Regions from separate parts of the Mus musculus genome. Here region 2 is linked to region 1. A link is a loop called in an ENCODE intact Hi-C map of the cell type or tissue named here. Cell type or tissue: left cerebral cortex. All regions are shown on one strand.

Evidence for each region. A loop is a pair of places that touch in the nucleus more often than their neighbours do. Peaks named below come from ENCODE experiments on the same cell type or tissue, not always from the same donor. Only the 100,000 strongest peaks of a DNase experiment are listed, where the experiment ranks them.
Region 2: a loop joins it to region 1, with 2.2 times the contacts of the local background. A loop is called at or near these places in 4 of 42 quality-filtered maps.

The regions. Positions count from the first base shown.
Region 1 is chr9:48,832,539-48,840,538 of GRCm38, reverse strand. It overlaps Zbtb16 (zinc finger and BTB domain containing 16), which reads left to right and starts at 4,314. Exons shown (of 7, transcript NM_001364543.1): 1 at 4,314-4,485; 2 at 7,440-8,000. The coding sequence starts at 7,529. In left cerebral cortex, CTCF peaks have their summits at 3,140, 4,021 and 4,302; DNase peaks (open chromatin) are centred at 3,143, 4,253 and 5,317; H3K4me3 peaks cover 4,684 bases; H3K27ac peaks cover 3,998 bases.
Region 2 is chr9:48,672,401-48,680,400 of GRCm38, reverse strand. All of the region lies in intron 4 of Zbtb16 (zinc finger and BTB domain containing 16), which reads left to right. Gm32280 reads right to left here. Exons shown (of 3, transcript XM_030244764.1): 2 at 7,427-7,558; 3 at 5,712-6,758. The coding sequence ends at 6,274. Among named protein-coding and RNA genes, the nearest start is that of Gm32280, 6.3 kb to the right of the region's middle. In left cerebral cortex, CTCF peaks have their summits at 1,287 (motif pointing left) and 4,995 (motif pointing left); DNase peaks (open chromatin) are centred at 4,948, 6,695, 7,017, 7,499 and 2 more places; H3K27ac peaks cover 5,070 bases.

The sequences.
Region 1 (8,000 bases):
TTTTTTTTTAAATGGCTGCCATCATCTGGTCCCAGTGTACATTAAATCCCATTATAATTATAAACACACTTTACCATAACATCCCTTGCAGATCTCATCCACACTGCCTACCCCCTCAGGGCATCTTTGCACTAATAACAACTCAGATTTGCTATTTGAGTTGAAAACATTAGGCCCCCAACACCATTTGCAATATGCTGGGGAGAGAAAGGGAAGAAAACTCTTTCTTGTCCTCAGTCACAAAGATCTTGGGGGTCACAGTGACCCCAAAGCTGCTGGCACAAAAAAAGAAAATCCCTTCTTCGTTCCTCTTTGAAAAGTTCTCTAGCCAGGTGCATCGGTCCACGGAGGATATACAGTGAGACCCTGTCTTAGCCACCCAGTGGTGCCTACAGATGCCAGGGAAGGCATCCTCAGTAGCTAGAAGAGATGCCAAAGTCTTCAGTCTCCACTGTTCAGTGCCTGGTGATGGAAGAAGGGTGATGGAAATGATCGGATTGGCTTTCCTGAGCCTAAAGTACCAGAACATACAGGTCCCCTCAATACTTGGCCCTTTGCTTTTTGGAAGGTGTGTCTCGTGATGTTGTTCCACTTAGTTCACTTACGGAACTCAGAATACGCATGCACACCACAATTAGTGGTGGTGGTGGTGGTGGTGGGGGGCATCAAACCCAGAACTTGGTGTTTGCTAGTCAAGAACTCTGAAGTAAACTGTATCCTCAGCCCAAAGAATTGAGACTTGCCATTCACATGCAAGTAAAACACTCAAGCTCTTGAGTGTCTCTTAGATGTTTTACTGTCATTCAAAACTCTTTTTCAATAGTCTGAGGTCCTGGGAAGGAAGGAAAGCCCAGGCAGCAATATGCAATAGTTAGAGTCACTTTGGCTGGTGCACTGCTCTATAGCCCTGTCCTCAACAGAGAAAGGCAAGGAAACTAAAAGACCTTGGTTGTTTCTTTCATTTCTTTCAGTCTAGGTGATCTAGGCATGAAGAACAGAGCTGTGCTATTACACGTTGTGATTCAGAGCATCATGTTGGATGCAAACAGTCTCTGAGCCTCAGCTTGCTTGCTTGCTTGCTTGCTTGCTTGCTTGCTTGCTTGCTTCCTTCCTTCCTTCCTTCCTTCCTTCCTTTCTTTCTATTTATTTATTATATGTACGTACTCTGTAGCTGTCTTCAGACACACCAGAAGAGGGCATCAGATTTCGTTATGGATGGTTGTGAGCCACCATGTGGTTGCTGGGATTTGAACTCAGGACCTTCGGAAGAACAGCCAGGGCTCTTAAGCGCTGAGCCATCTCTCCAGCCCGAGCCTCAGGTTTCTTTCCTCCCCAAATGGTCACGAAACACCAACAGGGTGGTTAGAAGGACTAACTAAAACAAGAGAGGTAACGTGTTAAGCTTTTCAAGGAATGCTCTGAATGAATTATTACCCCCACCACCTCCTTCTTACATGTTTCTCTCAGACTGGATATACTTTTCCACTAGCCGAGCTTGGAGAGGCTCCATGGCTGGGAGGTATGCAGGAAAACAGGAGGTGAAGGAATGGGGAGATTTGTGGTGGAGGTCTGCCCAATGGTTAGCTCACCTCTGTCTCTGCTTCTAGCATGACTAAGACTGAGGCCTCTTGCATTTTGTCAGAAAACCTTAAACCAAGGTCCTATGTTTTGTTTTTGAGAGAAGGTCTCTCTCACTTGGATACCTGGGGCTGGCCTGTAACTCACAGTGTGACTGGTCTTTGTCTCCATAGTGTTGGGATAAAAGGAAAGCAGTGTCGTGGCCAGTGGACTTTCGCCTTTTTAGGAGTTGATTTTTCCAGTTTCCCTACTACATCTTTTAGAAACAAAACAAAACAAAACAAAACAGTCCAAAAAACCCAAAGGTGGGGGAGGGGGCAGGGAGATTGTCTTTTGATTTTTCAACTCTGCTTGGATTTAGGCCTTACCATATGAAATCTCTCAACTGGGGACTCTCATTGCTTCCCAGGATCCAAGGACACAGCTCTGGCTATAAATGGTGCTGGTTTGGGAGTGGGGGCTGCTGCTGCTTTATCTGGGCCCAATAAACCTTATCAAACTGCTGTTCGGCCAGCCTTCATCGCTAAGTGGAAATGCTCTGGAGCCCAATGCTGGCACCCAGCCCACAGCCTCGCCTGCCTTCTCCCTTTCTGTTACCTTCCCCACCTCTTAAATCTAGGCATTACTCTCTCTTTAACACTTCCTAACAAGGGCTGGGCTCTTTAATGGGCAGAGTTTATGAAGCAAGGGAGATTTTCACATAGAGTGAGTATGGCTGGGGTTGGGGGGGAGGCCAGGGCCAGGCAAGGAATTGTTCTTTCGTTTCCATTGTGTCTACGGATTCTCTTTCTCTGATTTGAGGATTAATGGTAGAATAGGATCAGAGGTTAATCGTGTGCCTCTCCGGTGACTGCTGGAGAGAGGGTGGTAGGTGGATGTGGACCCTAGATAGCAAGCCTTCTTTAGACAGGAACTCAACAAGCTCAATGCTCCATTCCCATGGCCAGGCATTCACGGCAGGGGGGTGTGTGTTTTTCCTGTTCCCTTCTGCTCATCCACTCTTGCTTTCTTTATAGATGGCAGTTCCTTCTTAACGTCCTCAAATCCCCTACTTCTTACAGAGGGTTCGCCTTAACTTGAAAGAATCAGGTAGCCTTTACACAAGGTGTTTTTTGTTGTATACCAACTGACTGGGGTAGGGGGGTTTCGCCTTGTCTCACCCACATGACACTGCCTATGAGAGGGTAACTCAATTGTAGTTTTCTTCCTTTGCTTCCCAGTGCTCGGTTCTGCGGACTTCTCTCTCCCACTGCTAATCTGAGACCTGGGAGTGTCAATTGTTAGGATGCCTTGTTATTATAAATGACCACCACGTTAGCAGACCCCCGTGCAGATCTTGTGTAAGCTCTGCCACCTGGTCTTCGTGGGTTTTTTTGTCTCCATTCACCGCCCACTTTCCTTCTCCTTTAGCTCCTGGGGAATCAAGATACGATTCTGTGGGTCCTGTGGGAGATCCGCGGTAAGCCAAGAACACAGCACCCCTAAACTGAAGCCTGGAACTAATACCTTAGGACTGGAGGGTGGGGCTGTGTGGGTGACTTTTCTGAGACCCCTGGGTGGCGCTCTCCACCACACCCCCAATAACACTGCGCTGGGGCTTTGGCCGGAGGCCAGTGCTCAGAAAAGAACCCTCCAACCTCAATTCCCTGCCTAGCTTCGTGTGCAAAGGAGGAGACGGTGCTTTCCGCGGGTAGAAGGAATATTTTTTTTCCTTTGGTCTTTCTACCCTACGGTTTGTCATCTCAAGTACGCCCTTTAAAATGGTCCAGCCGCTGAGGGAAGAAAGTACTCTGGAGCGGCCCAGCGCTCTTCCAAGCTTCCAGTAGCTCCTGAAGGCAGAGCTGAGTTAGGCGCAGAATCTTCAGAACTTTCCATCCAGGTTCCTGGGGCCGGGGAAGATGGGGGGGGGCGTGCGGGCGGGGAGGATGCCCGAGATTAGGAGTGAGAAAGTATTACTACTCAGGCCTTCGCATCTCAGTGTGCAACAATCTAGATAGCAAAATCGAGGTGCTGCCTCCTACCAGATTTCTACTGGCCCCTTTAGATTTATCTGGCCAAATCCGGCGAACTCCTGTGGTCAGGCATCAGAGGCCTGGTTTGGGACTTGGGAAACGACCCATTTAAAGCTAGGGTAAGGGAGGATGCGATCCGAATCCTGAGAAAAAGTGAAAAGCTAGAAGCCACACACTGAACTGGTGCAAATAATAAAAAACGGGACAAAACTGCGCTCTTGAGTACTGGAGTTGGGGGAGTTAGGGGCGCGGGATACACCGCATGCCCAGTGGAAATGAAAAAACCTGGGGCTAAAGTGGGAACCGCTTCTCCCACTCATCCTTCTGACCCCTTGGGGACTGCCAGGTCCTCTGCGGCTCCTCTTCCTTTGCAACCTTTTGCCCTCTCCACCTAGCCAACGAGCAGCAGCCGCTGCCGCCGGGGCAGCAGCTAGATGTCAGGAGAAGCCCGGAGCGCCGAGCGCTGGGAAGGGAGGGGAGCGCCCGGGAAGGGAGGGCAGGGCTGGGAGAGCGCACGGGCTCTGCCAGGGCGGGGGTGGGGCGGGGTGGGCGGGCCAGGACCGGCCAGGGGGAGGGGAGGGGGCAGCTGTGGGCAGGGAGCCGGGCTCGGCCGCCAGCACTAAAGATGGAGAGGCGCCGGGGCCTCGCAGGGGAGGGGGCTCGGCGTTGACGTGGGACGCGGCGGAGGCGCCGCAGCCGGTGGTGATTTGCTAACCTAGCGGCAGAGAGGAGTTAAGGGTGACGAGAGCGGGTACTGCGAACTGCCGGGCGATGCCGCCGCTGCCGCCGTGAGATCCGGAGCAACAGTTCCCCAGCAACACCCCTTCCCCGATCCAGGCACACCCCTAACCCCCCAGGCACGCACACCCACCCCAAGCTCCAGGCTCCGTAAGCGGTAAGTGTATGTGTGTAGGAAACCCGGGAAGGACTCGCACCGCCCAGCGACCGCCTCCCGCCAGGGCGCCCTGGGGCGGGAGAGGTTTAGGCGGGTGGTGCTAGCTTTGGCCACTCGGCCGCTGGGCTCGTGCGGGGTTCTCTGGTTGCTGCTGCAGCAGCGATCGCCAGTGCCCGTTGGGGGTCAGCTAGAAAGCGGCGCTGAGGCTGTCAGCTTGGGCACAGCTGCCTCACCAACCTTTCTTCTCCGGGCACGGTCCGGTCCGGGTGAGAGGTGGCAGGCCGGGAGGTCTGCCAGGGCTGCGGGCGCGTGTAGTCGGGGACTGGGTGTCTTTGTACAGGCAAGGGCTGGCGGAGGAGCAGAGAGCCTGTGGGTGCTCATATGTATGCGGACCGGTGCGCTTGGCGTGAGATAGGATTGTGTCTTATTTATTTGTGTTTATTCGCTGGCGAGCTGGGGAGCTAGACCCGGAGGAAGCAAGGAGTGAACCTGGGGGTCGGGTGGGAGGGGACTGGTATCCGATCGGGTTTTGTTTTCTTTAGAGAAAACGTGGTGGGATTTTTTTCTTCTTTTTTTGATTGGACTTGATGCCCTCTTTTAAGGAGAGAGGGACGCTTCGGAGAGACTCTGGCGCTCCGAGTCCTCCTCGGCTCTCGGTGGGAACGGCCGGTGGAGCGGGAGCTCGCTGTGCGCTCCCGGCCGCGCACGGTGGGTTCCCGGCTCTGCACCTGATGCATTCGGGATGTCTTTCCCACCCTGGCGCGCTGCAAGCTTGCCCAGCCCCTCGCACGCTCCCGCACGCGCTCGAAATGCGCACGATCCTGCCAGCCTGCGGACCCCACCGGAATGCACAGGAGCGCACCGCTGCAACCAGCTCGCCTCCTCCCCGCCACGCTCCCAGCGTGTTTGACTCGGGCACGCCGGCAGCTGGTGCGGGAGGCCGGGGACCCTGCTGGTGACTTCCCGGGGATCGTGATCTTGGGTGGAAGGTGGAGGACCCAGAGATCTCTTCTCATTTGGCCTCCCACCACTCGCCTCCAGGCTTTTGTGCATCCTTTTCTCCCCTGGGGGGGTTGCGCTGCCGGGCCGGCCTAGCAGCGGCGTCCAGCCCGCTCGGACCTTCTCCTTTCCCCAGGCTCTTTCGCTTTCCCCCTTTCTTAGTTCTGTTCCCTTTCTTCCAGGCACCTGACTCCTGGGGAAAAGTTGCTTTCCCAAGTTTGCCAAAGTCCTATGCAAGTCTCGGCGGGGGTCTCTGGGAACAAGGGGTGTGTTGCACCATCGATCCTCGGAGCTCTGGCGGGTTAGCGCTGGCTTTGCCCAGAATCGGCTGATCGCTGCACCTAGGGACGGTCGGATCGCGGGTGCGGAGCCGCCGGTTAGGGATAGGGCACCTTGATTTCCCTCAAGGCCCAAAAGGTTCCTTTGAGCAGCGAACCTTCTTTATTTTGGCTTCTCCCCCTTAGTTCTCCAAATCTCTGATCTCTCTCCCGAAAGCACACCGTGCTCATGAAGCTTTTGAGGAATGGATATCTCACCGTTCTTGATGATGCCCTCCGTTTCCACTTTAGGGTGGGCAATAAGAGTGGCCAGCCACTATTGTTAACTCTTTCCGCATGAGTTTTGCACCTAAGAGTCTTTAAGACTCCTGTCGAGGGTGAAGGCAAGCTCTGCGAAGAGTGGCTGAGAGCCTAGCTCTCTCCACCCTCTTCCCCAGGCTGTGGGAAATGTTGGCTACAGAGAGACAGAGGTTGGGACCTTATCCCGTTAGGTCTTTCTGCCTATGTCCCAATGGCTGTTCAAAGTTGGGAGCCTCTCAGTCATCCAGAACACTTTCTGGGAGAGGCCTTTGTGTTCCAGCCCTGTCTTCCCTTCTTTTGGGCTTAATTCACCCCAGAGATGCTGGTGCCAATGTCACTTAGAGAACCATATTCAATGTCAGTTTTTCTCTTTGTCGCTGGGCTTGCCAACACCTGGGAGGCATCCAGTCTGGTGTGCACTCTCAAGGCTGTTGGGAACATACTCTCCTATGGTGTTACCCACTTTCTCATTTTAGAGCATTCTGTCCATTGGGGGGCTTGTGGGCTGTGGGTAAAAGAGGAGGCTGTAGCATCTTGTATAATTGCATGTAGGTGTACATTCACGCGTGTGCACACCTGTGCACACGTGCGCGCGCACACACGCGCGCGCACACACACACACACACACACCTTGGACACATACAGCAGCTTTAAAGAACTTGTAGTTAAAAATGAGTTAAGGTAGAATGTGATGTGATGGGTGTGAGGGGGAGGGTGCGGTGTGGTGTGTTTGTCACAGCCTAAGTATGGGTCTGCCAATCCTGTGCAGCCCTGACTTAAGCGTGCAAGGACAGAGGCCATAGAAACCACTGGATGATGGAGAGGAGTCATGTCTAGGATGACTAGGAGAAGACAGCTTCATGGCCAGCAGATCTGGGACCACCATCATGTTTAACAGCCCTGGCTAGATCTGGTTGTCTCCTAAGGCCGTCTCAGTGAGCCAGAACTAGAAAAACATTGAAGATGAGGGCTTGCCCATAGGGGTGGACAGGAAAGCCGAATGCTTCTTACTTTTAAGTAAGTTTGTGAGCCTCATGGTGGACACTGGCCTTATCCAGGAAGGCTCTGCTCTCAGGCTCGAAGAATGCCTAGGATTCATTGCAATCATCATTTCGCTTTATCCGATGGATGCGTGCTTCAGAGCAGTGGGGGAAAGAGTGTGGGGAAGCGCAAACCTTCCTTTTCCTCTCAGCGTGTTGGAAAGGATGATGGTACCTTCCTAGGAAGCCCACCCACCTTCTGCTACCCCTCCCCCGCAACCAAGCCTCTTTCTGGGGTAGAGGCATACTGTAGCCTTTGACTTTTTATTATAAGGGACACTGGGGAAGTTGTTGTCACTTGCTCACCCCTTTTGTCTTCTCTTCCCTTCTTCTCCAGTCCCCTCTGCTGGCCCCGACATCTACACCGCCCCACCTTGCAGAGCAGAGAAGGAAAGAGAGCCCCATGCCTGAGCCCAGGGGAGCATCATGGATCTGACAAAGATGGGGATGATCCAGCTGCAGAACCCTAGCCACCCCACGGGGCTGCTGTGCAAGGCCAATCAGATGCGACTGGCTGGGACTTTGTGCGATGTGGTCATCATGGTGGACAGCCAGGAGTTCCATGCCCACCGGACGGTGCTAGCCTGCACCAGCAAGATGTTTGAGATCCTCTTCCACCGAAACAGCCAGCACTATACTCTAGACTTCCTCTCGCCAAAAACCTTCCAGCAGATCCTGGAGTACGCCTACACGGCCACACTGCAAGCCAAGGCGGAGGACCTGGATGACCTGCTGTATGCAGCTGAGATTTTAGAGATCGAATACCTGGAGGAGCAGTGCCTGAAGATCCTGGAGACCATCCAGGCATCTGATGACAATGACACAGAGGCCACCATGGCTGACGGTGGGGGCGAAGAAGAAGAGGACCGTAAGGCTCGATACCTCAAGAACATCTTTA
Region 2 (8,000 bases), 160 kb after region 1:
TCTTCATTGTTTCTTAGTCATAACCAACACCCATCTCCAGGACCTGGTCATCCTGTGACGCTGAGACTTTATACATTAAGCTCCACACCCACACCCGCTCTCTCCAGCCTCCTGAGCAATGGTGTGCTCCCTGCCTCCCGCCACAATCCCAGGATTCCTCAGAGAGGTGAAGCCTCTACACACATGCTCAGAGTGATGTCTGAGAAGAGGGGATGTGGCAGAATAGTCGAGAGCTGGCCTAACACACACACACACACACACACACACACACACACACACACACACACACACACACACACACACACACGGCTCAGTCCCCAGTACTAAAATCAAGAAAGAGAAAGAACACCGGGCGTGGTGGTGCACGCCTTTAATCCCAGCACTTGGGAGGCAGAGGCAGGCGGATTTCTGAGTTCGAGGCCAGCCTGGTCTACAAAGTGAGTTCCAGGACAGCCAGGACTATACAGAGAAACCCTGTCTCAAAAACATCAAAAAAAAAAAAAAAAGAGAAAGAACACTGTCTATGAATATATAAAGTAAAATACATAAGGCTTTAACGGAACCTAAAATACATGTCAAATAATATTTTAAAAACCATTTGTAGGCTGGGTGCAGTAGCAAACATCAATTGTCCCTTCATGTAGGAGACTAAAGTAGGATTGCTAGTCCAGGGCTACCCTGGGCTAAATGTAATGAGTTTGGAGCTACATAGTGAATTGGAGGCAAGCCTGGACCATATAGCAAGCCCCTGTCTGAAACAAAACAAAACAAAACAAATAAAACATGTTTAACACAGTAACATGTGTGATTTCATTGTTATCCTATGACCTAACAGGGCATGATTGAATAACTGTCATATTTTTGTAGGTGTGGCTTTCTTAAATGATACCCCCAGAGTGGCATGAAAATAGCTACCCATGACAAAGGTGCTCCAGGCTGCTTTGCTTCTAACACCCCCAGTCCAGAGAACTGCAGACTTTCCCAGTGAGAATCAAGATGTTCTATTTCCCCATCCAAGTTCACCAGCATCCTGAATCCTTGCCCTGTCAGCTGGGGAGTTTCACAGGCTTCTGTTTAAGAAGGCTTGCTGAGAGGCGCGGTTCTGCCCTGCCTCCAGGGGCCAGAGCAGGAGGTGGGGGACGCTGATGAGTGGGCTGTGGCGAATGAAGCCTTCCTCATGCCCAACATCCCAGGAGCCCAGCCAACAGGAAAAGTTCCCCCATTCTCCCCGGGAGGCCGCCAGCCTGCTGTCTGAGAGGGGTGGGGCCACTGCCCTCTAGAAGTGTGCCTCCTTCTGGCAGCACACTCTCCGCCCCCTCCCACCCCCTTGTCCAAAGGCCTCCTACAGAAGGGAGCCATATGGCCCTTTGTGGACACATTTTCCCTGGTACAGTATCTTCCCGGTGTGAATTTGGGACCTAGTGCCCTAGAGTCAGCTGTCTGTCTCCTCCCCAACTGGCCCCCCTCCCCACAGCAGCCTAGGGGAGAAGCAAGTTGTTGTGGGGACAAGCCCACGGAATCAGGGAGCCCTTTGGAGTCGGGGTGAGTGAGAAGTGTCTCTGTGGCACCCACACCCACGCCCACACAGAAAACAGTTGAAGTAAGTCAAATGTCTCAAAGTCAGATCCTTTTTAGTATGAATTTGCTGTGTCTCATTCCGAGCACTAATTCCAATTTAATTGCAAGTGGCCTGAAGCCTCTTCAATAGGAGTAACAAATGGTTTGATTTTGTAAACTTCATCAGACTGCATTTTAAATGCGACACAGTAGCCCAACTCGAATGCCAATGAAGCACTGGAGTAGCTCTCTGTTTACTAATTATCCGTTTTTACTCCAAGCCACGCTGGCTGGCTTGTCTGATTAAATCGGATTTGTGGGATAGAGAGCAGCTAGCAGAGTTTTCTCTATAGTAAACGAGATTGAAACTATGGGCCGCCTGGCTGCACACTGTAAATTATATTTCCTTTTAAAGGGGACGTGTCTCTTTTATTTCACCGTTGTCCCCCCCTGCATATTAAACTTAACAGCACAGGAATGGACCCAGCAGCTTCTGGATGTGGCCTCTCAGTCTCCACCCGACAAGAGAGGGGAAAACACCGGGAACTGTTGTCTGTGCCCCTCTACCTGTTTCCTCTCTAATACCTTTCTTTCTCCCCTGTATACTAGCGTTGAGTCTTCTTCTATTATTTTTTCTTTGTCTGTTATTTTCAGAGGTCCTTGAGATGATATAGATTTGTACTGATTTAGCTGAAAGAGTTCTGTGATAACTGCATCAGAGTGATGTTGGGTTTGGTAGCAGTAAGCTGGCACGTGTGCAGAGTCCAGCCATACATTTGGTGACTGTGGGTTCACCTGCAACGGAAGATATTTCCTAAAAATGCAAATAGGTTCTTTTGGTACGTGCTGCAATGGTAGGTATCCTTCACTCTGAAGCGAGTGAGATAAAGATCACCAGGCATGTAATACCTGTGGTCCAGCAGATTGGGACATGTCGCAGTTATCAGTGGCGTGGGCGTGTTACAGGTTCTCCTATCCTCCCACTGTCTGTCTGGTTCTAGTGACTGTCTGTCCAAGTGCTCTGCAGCTTGTTTGTTTCTTCCTGTTTTTTTAGGGTAGCAAATCAGTACCTGTCTCTGGTTCTTCCGTGTACATGTGTACAAGCACACACACAGGCAGGTGCGCACACACAGGCAGGTACACACACATAGGCAGGCGCACACACGCCACCGATAATTATGCTGGCACATTGAGTGTGGTGTAATCAGACTATACTTACACTCTGCCATTTCTGAGACTTTTGGTCCCCAGTCCATCCATGCCCCACTCTCGGTGTCTGTCTCTGTGCCTGGAGCTTTTTATGTGTTCATTTGCTTTTGAATGTCCTGCAACACTAACGTGTATGCTTTTCCCTTTTGGGCCATTGTGTGCTGTACAGTACAAGAAGCCTCACGGTGTCTCTGATAGCCTGGTTACCGTGGGAATGAATGGCCCGCCATGCTCTCGGGCCTACAGTCCTCTTTTTAATTGTTGACAGTAAAAAGCATTTAAATGCTCCTTAATTTGTAATCATCTTCTGGGGGAGAAAGAGAGGAACCATTAAAATGTCAGTAAAATGAATACATTTTCTCTTTCTCCTGATTTTTTTTTTTTTTTTGGTTTTGGTTTGTTTATTTACAGGGGATTTTTTTTTCTCTTCACTGCCAGTGTTTGTCAGATATTGCAAATGCTCTGAACCAATCAGTATTTCTCTTACTTCTAGTTTCTGTCTCCCCTCTTCCTCCCCATTCTATGCTATCTCTCTGGGGCTCTGTTTTGTCCTGTCTCTTTCCTGTACTCCTGTATTATGTTTAGCCCCCCCCCCTGGAAATTGGTCACCCTACCCCCCCTTCACACACACACAAAGATTCTACTTCTGGACCCCATAACCCTTTCTGGGGGCATCTGGTGCCATTATGGGAACTAGAGAAATGGCTTTTGTGAAAAATGTCTCGTGTACTTGAAGAACTACCTGGAATCATTGTCTGTGCCGGTGTGGAATCCGGTCCCATGTTTAGCTAGAAGCCCCATGCTCTCTGCCAAGCTCTGAATGCTGTACTAAGAGAGTAGGGGCCCACTGTGCACTGGGACCTGGCTAAGACCAGAGGCCACTGGATCCAGAGGGGTCTGTTCACCCTGCCCCTGTGTGCTCTGCATGCACTTTGGTATCATCCCGACGCTAGGATGTGGCACCTTCTGTCTCGACTCTGCTGCATTCTCAGCTATCAGAAAAGTCTTGCCTGACTCAGATGGGGTTCAGGGATCCATATCCCTAGCCACTCAGGAACATCACAGGCATGGCCAGTCTGAGGATTGACTTACTAGGCCTCGGGGAGTGGTTCCCCAAGTTTTTCTTGCCTTCTCTTGCTAAAAGTTTGCATCTCACAGGATCCTTACAAGTACCTAAGACATGGATTGGTCCCTAGCTGTACCTAGTCAATGTCAGGCCCATCTCTGCTTTGCCTGTGACAAGTGGTTCCCACTGAAGCCTCCAGAATCACTTGAAGGCACTTGGCCCTGTCCTCCATGGGCCTAGAACATTGGCTATCAGAGATGGACAAATTCTTCAAGGGTCTTTCCTTTTCCTTTCATTGTCCCCGTAAAGAGCCTGAGGCATCTAGCCAGGAGCTCACAGTGTGTCCTTGAGCCAGGTAGGCCTTCTTGCTGAAGCTGGCATGACTTTCTGTTCTGTATGTAGCCTCTTCAATGGGGGAGTCTACTATAAAGGTCACATGAGGGATGGAGCAAGAGACAAAGGCTGGGTGAATAGCCTGGCCTGGTCTGTCTCATGCCATCCTGACTCTCCATCACACACTTTTGGAGCCTCTGTTCACTGAGGTCTCCCAAACCAGATGAATTGGACTCCAAGAGACCAATTCTCTGGAAGGGCCACCTTACGGAGAGCAACAGGTCACCCACTGACCATAGAGATTGCAGACCTGAAGATCAGCAAGGGAAATGGACTTAGAGAGGAGCTGACTTGCCCTAGATGAAGGCTGTATGATCTCTGAGGCTCTGAAAAGCCAGAGAGTTGACAGTATGTCTCGCCTTGAAGGTTTACCCCAGTAGAACAAGCCCAATAGGGAAACCGAAGGATGGTTTTTTTCCTCCAGGTCCTCAAAGAGGTTTGGCATGACATCCACCAGTACCAGGCTCTCTCCCATCCTTCCTCCGGATTGACTAGGTCATCTCTGATAGAATGGAGCCCCCTAGAAGCCCTTGCTTCACACCTACAGGGCTGGGCTGGAGTCAGGCTAGGTAAGCTCTTGTGGGCTGCCTGTTTTTCCTCCCAGGGCTGTTGAAGTTGGTCCAATTTTTCAATCGTGGGCCAATTAGTTTCACAAATGGGGGCCCCTGTGGTGCCAGGGCACATTTGTTCCGGGCCTGCACACTGACCAGGCCCCATTGTCCTGCTTCCCACCCCCTTGTGGGCCCATTGTCCCCGATCTCCAGCAGGCCCTGCTTACTGTTGATTTATATGGGCAGGCGTCCCGCGGGCTCCAGGCTTCCCTGCCACAGCTGGCCGAGGTGCTTAAGGCCTCAGACTCCCTGACCTTTGCCCCGTCCTGCTGTCATTTTGAAAGTTACAGACCAGAGGGCTGCATACCTCTCCGGATTTACTTTCCATCCCTACCCCCCCCTTCACACCCTCTTCCCATTTCCCTTCCAGCTCCCCCTGCTCTGACTGTAGAGGTTTTAAGTTCAGTTTGGAATGTCTGCAAGGGTCCAGCAAGTAGCCTCGGAAGCCAAAGAGGACAGGGGCTGCTAGAGCAGGTGACTCTCCTTCGCAAGGCTGCTGAGGCTGCCGCTTCTATTTAGGGAAGGGCGTTCTCATCCCCAGGTTCATGAGTTCTGAGACTTATGTGCAGTTGGGAGGTTCAAAGTAACCCACAGGGTACCAGAATGTGTGATGTCATTTTGCCCTTGGCATCTCTTGTCCCGTCTTGGCACCCTAGGAAAGGAGACCCGGCGTCTATGAAATGGGCTGTCCACAGTGGCTGACAGCAGAGAGCAGGTCTGCTCCCATTGCCGTCCATTTCTGCTCTCTTGTAAACCAACACCCCACCCCACACACCTTTCCTCTACCTCCCTTCTTTGCTTTTCCACCCCTCTCACATTTTCTCCCCATCTTGGGCAGGTTTGTTGGAGTGATTGACAAAATTAGTAAATCCATTCATGTTACTTTTATTGTGCAGGTCTCAATAAATCCCGAGTGTCCGGGGCGCACCTTAATGAGCTAGTGAGCTGACAAATTTGTTTACTGTAGCTGGAGGTGCCTGGTAATGAAATGCGCTTGTGTCTGGGCTCACTGCTAAACAAATACACGGTTTCCGGGAGGGAGGCAGCAGGCTCTGCTAGCTGCAGCAGCCTGAGGAAGCAGCCACATTCCCCAAGAGACTGACTTGGGTGTGTGCTTGTGTTTTGAAAAATGCAGCCACTCAGTTTTAAAACAAATTTCAATCAGCTGCCTGCTCCTCGTTTATGTTTTCCATTGAGGAATTTCTATTCCTTTAACAAATACCAAACCCTGGTAAGATTCTTCCTTCCCATCACATAAATGATGGAGGGTTAGAGAGATGTGTAGATACCTCCTAAGGCTCTAAAAAGAAAAAAAGAGAGGGAATAAGGGCTGGAAGAGCCTGGAGATTCACAGGGTTGAAACAGACAGGAAGGCTAAGGTTTGGGGAGAAGTGACTGTGTCTGAGACAAACTCCTGTGCAGGAGCTTGACGCTAACTCAGTGGCAAGGCTTTGAGATGTTTTCCCAGGCTGTGGGGTGAGCAGGATAGGCAGAGAGTGGCTGGGAGGGACTGAGCTCTTCCTTGTTGGCTGCTGAAGTTACCAAAGGGTCAAGCGGGCTGAAATGTGCCTCAGCTGGGTGGATTGGATTCTTGTGCCAAGGGATTCTGCCACTCAACACCCAGAGAGAAATTAAAGATGTAAACTGGCAGCATGTGGGCCTTCTTCCAGGGCATTTCTGAGTCTTCAGCGATGGTTCAGGAGAAGACAAAGGGTAGTTCCGCAGATGTGAGGGTCTGAGCATTCGTGTCTGTTCTGCTGCCCACTGCATGCATCCACACCCCACAGGCTTTTCCAGCCTCTTAAGATGCAGACAGAGCCTTCTGCCTTTACTGCGAGTCAGCTGTGCTGCCTGTATCGGTCTCTGGCACAGTGGGAGCTGCATCTCTGTGTCCTCTTCAACAGCAACCTGGAGGGACATACCTGGTAGAGAAAGCCGAGGGAGTAAGAGTAGAGGTATCTTAGGGAAGATAATCCCGAGGGGTCAGCAGCAGCAGGAGAGACCTGCTTGCAGGGTTAGAGGAAGGGAGTGAAGGTAGAGGTGTTTCCAGTTGAAATTGAGGTGTTTTGCTTAGCCCCAATTTGATATGTTCTTATTGAGGAGACAGCTGCTCGGGGTAGTAGGAGAGATGGCTCTCTTCCTTGGTGAGTGGGATTGGACACCAGAAACCCATCTGTACACACACACACCGTACACGCCCCACTCAGAGCAGTCCCAGCCTGCTTACCCAAAGAAACAGAAGTATATTTAGCATCCTCTGCTTTGATTAAGGAACTGCCTGTCGAGGGAGATAATAAGAGCCTTGCTCCAAGAAAGTGTACCACCTGAGCGCCTCCACCAGCTGCAGAGGTGCCCCTCGGATGGCATTCCTTCCTTTTCATTCAAGTGCTAATTGGCATGGAAGTGGCACAGGTGTACACAGGAGGCTTTTGTGTCTTACACCTCCCGACCCTATCATCACCTGGACAAGATAAAGGCCCGAGATCCGTGTCATCCCTCCTGCCTCCTGTTCTATCTACCCTGGCCTGGCTTCCTCCCAGTTTTTGCTAAAATTAAACTCGTTTTTAAGTCAGGAACCTGTAAGCTGTACCTGTGTTCCACCCCAGACTGGCTGTGCAGCTCCGGTGTGGCTCACTCTCTCCTGTGATAGTGACCTGGCGCAGCTCCACGCTGCTGCCCACAGCATCTTCAGTTCTTCTCAGAGCCAAGAGTTTCAACTGTACTGCAGAGAAGAATTTCAGAATCAATCCATGGGAAGCCAACTTGGAGTTTCTGAAGGAAAGATTTTAGCGTAGATTCAAGTGTGAGGGTTAACGGAAAGAGGAATGCTTAGAGAAAGGGGCCTACCCACTCAAGTGGGCGTGTGAGCATTGAACTTAGATGTTTCAGTGATGTATTGGATATTTGGTATCTTTTGAGGTTGTGCCCCACAAATGAGATTGTAGGTTGACTTCTTAGGTGCACTGGGCAGTATTTATAATCTGATCAGGTAAAACCATGGATCACAGAGGCTTCACAGGGGAGCTTGGACGTGTCTTTCCCTGAAAATGGAGTTCTAATCTTGCTTGAGAGACACCTAGAGAATTGCTGGCTTGCAGTTGGGAAAGGGAAAAGGCCATGGCTGGTCATACACACATAAGCATGGTTCTTATTTGAAATATATC